Regions from separate parts of the Homo sapiens genome. Here region 2 is linked to region 1. The links are chromatin loops, found by intact Hi-C in ENCODE. Cell type or tissue: endothelial cell of umbilical vein. All regions are shown on one strand. Links, peaks and the distances in the headings refer to the core of each region. The heading gives the core; the rest is flanking DNA.

The links. Hi-C counts contacts between places; a loop is a spot of excess contacts. Peaks named below come from ENCODE experiments on the same cell type or tissue, not always from the same donor. Only the 100,000 strongest peaks of a DNase experiment are listed, where the experiment ranks them.
Region 2: a loop joins it to region 1, with 11 times the contacts of the local background. A loop is called at or near these places in 52 of 110 quality-filtered maps.

Annotation. Positions count from the first base shown.
Region 1 is chrX:48,019,633-48,022,553 of GRCh38, forward strand. No RefSeq gene overlaps it. Among named protein-coding and RNA genes, the nearest start is that of SPACA5, 14 kb to the left of the region's middle. RefSeq lists a silencer at 1,448-1,497. In endothelial cell of umbilical vein, for the core only: no CTCF peak of the experiment used is centred there; DNase peaks (open chromatin) are centred at 1,689 and 1,929; H3K4me3 peaks cover 823 bases; H3K27ac peaks cover 867 bases.
Region 2 is chrX:47,853,091-47,856,011 of GRCh38, forward strand. All of the region lies in intron 2 of ZNF81 (zinc finger protein 81), which reads left to right. Among named protein-coding and RNA genes, the nearest start is that of ZNF81, 18 kb to the left of the region's middle. In endothelial cell of umbilical vein, for the core only: no CTCF peak of the experiment used is centred there; no DNase peak of the experiment used is centred there.

The sequences.
Region 1 (2,921 bases), core at 312-2,811:
TTCTAAATCACTTCTGTAGGAAGAGAAAAAAATGACAAAATAATATAGACTTTCTTAAAAAGGGCAGAAGGGAAAGTACTGAACATGCTTAGGGACATCATGAATTCTGAGCCTAAAAAGGAAAAGGGCAGACCTTTGGGTTGCTCAGGCTGTTCTGAAACCCCAGATGTGGAAAAACTACATATAGATCAGAAAAGAATTTGAAGGGCATGAGGTTTACTGATTCTTCCTGATGATCAAGGTCCATATATTGAGCCAGAACATAAGAGCTATTTGTGCAGACATGGCTTTGATTTCCTGAAGAGTCACATATTTTTAGTTCTGCTTTAGCAGGACACCTTTGGTTGACATGCAGACATATTTTAAGTCACAGCAGAGCAATCCTATCTCTGTATTTATCACAAGATTGCTGATAAGGGACTTGGCTGACGCATCAGAGAACTGTCTTATCAAAGAAATCTTTGCTTCTGAGGAAGTGGCTTACTTTCTCTGTATGGGTGAGATAAATAAAGCAAATGAGCTTTTTTCCCCCTCTATGTTGTGGCTTCTAGGAAGCTCAGAAAAATAACTGTAGCTCAACATAATTATGTAGAATCCTATGATCTACATATAGACATTTCAACCTGGCCTTGGTTTTGCTCTACTTCCCTATTCCATTTTATGTGTTTATATGTATCCATTTTATGGTATTAATAATAGTATAATAATAATATTAAACTCATATATAAGACTTACGTATGTGCTAGGCATTGTTGTAAACACTTATATTGACTCAATTGATCTACACAACAACCATACAAGGCAGGTATTATTATTATTATCATTAACATCATCATCCCTATTTTACAGTTAGAGAAACTAAGGCACAAAGAGGTTAAATGACGACTCTGTCCGCAGACCACCAGCCCTCTCACTTCCGTTCGATGTAAACTCTCTGCCCCGCCTCATACCCTGCTCTGATGTTAAGATCCGAATGCTTATTCAGGCAAGGTCCCCTTGTGTTTCCAAAATCAGTCACAACTTCCTCTGACAGCCACCTTTTTCCGACCTTTATCCTGCATTAATTAGGTACTGCCAGTCACTATACTTGCTCATGCGCAGTACCGTTCCCAAAGCCGTCGGTGCTAGCAGCCAAAGTTGTTCTGTGGTTTTCTTTAATTTAATGATTAAATTTTTTTAATTGTACATATTTGTAGGGTGCAGAGTGGTATTTCAATACATGCATACAATGTGTAATGATCAAATCAGGGTAATTAGCATGTGCATCACCTCAAATATTTATCATTTCTTTGCGTTGGGAATATTCAAAATCCTCTCTTCTAGGTATTTGAAAATGTACAATAAATTATTGCTAACTATAGTTATTAAGCAGTGCTATAGAACACCAAAACTTTTTTGTTCCTTAACTGCAATGATTGTACGTATTTGGCTGGCAAGAAAAATGGCCGTGCCAGTAAACCAGCTTGTCAAGGGAGCAGGCATCTTTACAGCCCTTACCATTCCGTACAGGAGAGTAATATGCCTTTTAAAGTTTGGAAAAGATAGAACTCCGAGAGGACTTTGAAAACTTGGCGATAAAAGTGGGGCCCTTTGTGCAAAGCTAGTGACGGGCAAATTATGGGCGTGTTTGGGGGGGTTTCAAGAGAACGGGTATGTAAAAATGTTGAGTTCAGGACCACAGACCCCTCCGCCGGGAGATACCACTGCGGAGACGGGGGACGCCTGAAATGGTACGGACATCCCTGGTACCTATTACCGGGGAAAAAGGATGCAGAGCCGGTGATAATACATTCCTCCACCGGTCAGTATCAGTGGGGAGATGGGGAGAACGTGTGGAGCTGGTACTCCTCTCAAGAAAATAACAGTAGGGAGATAGATACTATTAAGCTAGCGGTGGCGAAGGCTCAGGTTGGTACAGTCCGTTGTGGGAGATACCACTGGTGCAAATAGGGAGGTGTGGTACAATCTGCCCACGGAGAAAGAAACGTGAAGAAAGTGACATTGGTAAACATAGGCGCAGGGAGAGTTGGAGACATAAGCCCAGGGATAAAGGGGCCCAGGTGAGGTGGAATATTAGTCGGAGACTAGGTGAGAAGACAGATCTGATCGCGACCCCGCCAGGACTACATTCCATCCTCCTCCTGGGAAACTGTTGCAGAGAGATTTGAGAGGGCGGAGATTCCAGGGTCCCAGTCCTATGAGGCCTCCCTGAGGCCTAGGGGAATAAACAGGAGACAGACAGTGATCAGGTTCCGGACCTCAAACACTCTCCCCTATTAATCATATTCTACCAATTGATCACCTGAAAGAAAATGCACAGGTGAGCCCTTTCAGCTTATTGCAATAGGGAAAACTTTTCTTAATGAGGAACATCCCAAAGACAAGGAAAGAGACCTCGGGTTGTATAGAGGCAGGTAAGCAAAAGAGTCATCCTTGAGTCATCAATCAGGACAGATAGAGATAGGTCTTATCTCAGAATGTGTAAATACATTAGGGACTACTATAGACTGAATTGCGCCCCTTCCCCCCCCCCCCCCCCATTCATACGTTGAAGCCCAAACTGTCAATGTGATGGTATTTGAGGATGGGGCCTTTGGGAGGTAATTAAGGCTATATGAGGTCATGAGGGTGGGGCCTTGGTCTAATGGGATTAGTGCCCTTATAAAAACAGACGTCCAAGAGTTTGCTCACTCTCTCTCCATTTGCACAAAAAAGAGGTGATGTGAAAACACAGTAAGAAGGCAGTTGTCTGCAAGCCTTATGGCTTTCTTTATAGAGAACCCTCACCAGGAACCAAATCAGCTGGCCCCTTCATCTTGGACTTCTCCCAGCCTCCAGAACTATGCCAAATAAACTTCTGGTTTAACCCGTCCAGTCTGTGGCATTTTATTATGGCAGCCCAAGCAGGTAATCCAGGGACT
Region 2 (2,921 bases), core at 310-2,809, 170 kb before region 1:
AGCAATAGGTGTCAACAGTGGTCTTAAAATATTCAGTAAACTATGCTGTAAACAGATGTGCTGTCATCCAGGCTTTGTTGTTCCATAATTCTTTTTTTTTTTTTTGAGATGGAGTCTCGCTCTGTTACCAGGCTGGAGTGCAGTGGTGCGATCTCGGCTCACTGCAACCTCGCCTCTGCCTCCTGGGTTCAAGCGATTCTCCTGCCTCAGCCTCCCGAGTAGCTGGGACTACAGACACACGCCACCACGCCCAGCTAATTTTTGTATTTTTAGTAGAGACAGGGTTTCACCATGTTGGCCAGGATGGTCTCGATCTCTTAACCTCGTGATCTGCCTGCCTTGGCCCCCCAAAGTGCTGGGGTTACAGGCGTGAGCCACCGTGCCCGGCCGATTTGGCATAATTCTTAAGGATCTTAGGATTTACAGAATGGTAAATGAGCATTGGCTTCACCTTTTTTGTTGTTGTTTGTTTGTTTGAGACAGGGTCTCATTGTGTCAGTCAAGCTGGAGTGCAGTGACGTTATCATAGCTCACTGTAACCTTGAGGTCCTGGGCTCAAACAATCCTACCTCAGCCTCCTGAGTAGCTGGGACTACAGGCATGTGCCACCATGCCTGGCTAATTTTTAAATTTTTTTTTTTAAGAGATGGGGTCTTGCTCTGTTGCCAGGACTGATCTCAAACTCCTGGCCTCGAGCAGTCCTCCCACCTTAGCCTCCCAAAGTGCTGGGATTACTGGTGTGAGCCACCATGGCTGGCTGGCTTCAACTTAAAGTAACCAGCTGCATTAATCCCTAACAAGAGAGTCAGCCTGTCCTTTGAAGGTTTGAAGCCAGGCATTTACTTCAGGCATTTACTTCTCTTCTCTAGCTATGAAAGTCCTAGCTGGCATGTTCTTCCAATATAAGGCTGTTTAATCTGCATTGAAAATCTGTTGTTTAGTGTAGCCATCTTCATCAATGATTTTAGCTAGATCTTCTGGATAACTTGCTGCATACAGCTTCTATGTTAGCACTTGAGCACTTGCTACTTCACCTTGTACTTTTATGTTATGGAGATGGCTTCTTTCCTTAAGCCTCACGAACCAACCTCTGCTAGCTTCAAACTTTGCTTCAGCAGCTTCCTCACCTCTCTCAAGCTTCGCAGAATTGAAGAGAGTTCAGGTCTTGTGCTTTTGAGTAGGCTTTGGTTTAATTAAGGGAATGTTGTGGCTGGTTTGGTCTTCTTTCCAGACCACTCAAACTTTCTCCATATCAGCAATAAACCTGTTTCACTTTCTTATCTTTCATGTGTTCACTGGAGTAGGACTTTTAATTTCCTTTAAGAATTTTTCCTTTGCATTCACAACTTGTCTGACTGGTGCAAGAAGCCTAGCTTTTTAGCCTAGCTTGGCTTTCAACAGGCCTTCCTCAATAAGCTCAATCATGTCTAGCTTTTGATTTAAAGGGAGAGACATGTGACTCTTCCTTTCACTTGAACACTTAGAGACCACTGAGGGTTATTAATTGGCCTAATTTCAATATTGTTGTGTCTCAGGGAATAGGGAGGCCCGAGGAGAGGGAGAGACAGGGAACGGGCCAGTAGGTGGAGCAGTCAGATCACACACAGCATTTATCAATTCAGTTCACCATCTTCTATGCGCATGGTTCGTGGTGCCCTGAGACAACGACAATAGTAACATCAAAGATCACTGATCACAGAGTACCATAACAGATATAATAATAGGCCGGGCGCGGCGGCTCACGCCTGTAATCTCAGCACTTTGGGAGGCCAAGGTGGGCAGATCACGAGGTCAGGAGTTCGAGACCAGCCTGGCCAAGATGGTGAAACCCCGTCTCTACTAAAAATACAAAATATTAGCCGGGTGTGGTGGCAGGTGCCTATAATCCTAGCTACTCGGGAGGCTGAAGCAGAGAATTGCTTGAACCCGGGAGGCAGAGGTTGCAGTGAGCCGAGATCATGCCACTGCACTCCAGCATGGGCGACACAGTGAGACTCTGTCTCAAACTAAAAAAATATGTACCCTAAAACTTAAAGTATAATAAAAAAAATTCTAACAATCAAAAAAATAAATAAATTAATTAATTAATTAAATAAAAATAAAAAAACCCCCAAATCTTCCACCTTAAAAAAAAGAGAAGAAACAGATATAATAATAATGAAAATGTTTACAATATTGTGAGGATTACCAAAATCTGACACAGAGACATGAAGTAAGCACATGCTGTTGTACAGATGGTCCCAATAGACTTGCTCTATCAGGGTTGCCACAAACCTGCAGTTTACGAGAAACACAATATCTCTGAAGTGCAGTAAAGTGCAATGAAACCATGTATGCCTATACATACATTCCAAGATATAACTCTGAGTATATTGGGTATATTTCTGGACCTTATCCTGTTCCATTGAGCTAATAGTCATAATCTTTATTATTCTAATTCCTCTATATTTGTTATTTCTTCTAATAGATGGTAGGGCTGTCTCTGATTACCCTTTTTTTCAGGAATTTACTGTTTTCTTGATTGTTTTCTTTTTTGTACACAATTTATAATTTACTTACCAAATTTAAAAATAATTATATTGCCATTGTAAATAAACTTGCATTAAACTTATATCTAAGATAGGGCCATTTGCTTCTTTATGATAATTCAGATTTCCTACTAAAGAATTGAGTATGGGCTGGGTGTGGTGGCTTATGCCTGTAATACCAGCACTTAGAGAAGCCGAGGCAGGTGGATCACTTGAGGTCAGGAGTTTGAGACCAGCCTGGCCAACACAGTGAAACTCTGTGTCTACTAAAAATACAAAAATTAGCCAGGCGTGATGGTGCACGCCTGTAATCCCACCTACCCAGGAGGCTGAGGCACAAGAATCACTTGGATCCAGGAGGTGGAGGTTGCAGTGAGCCGAGATCACGCCACT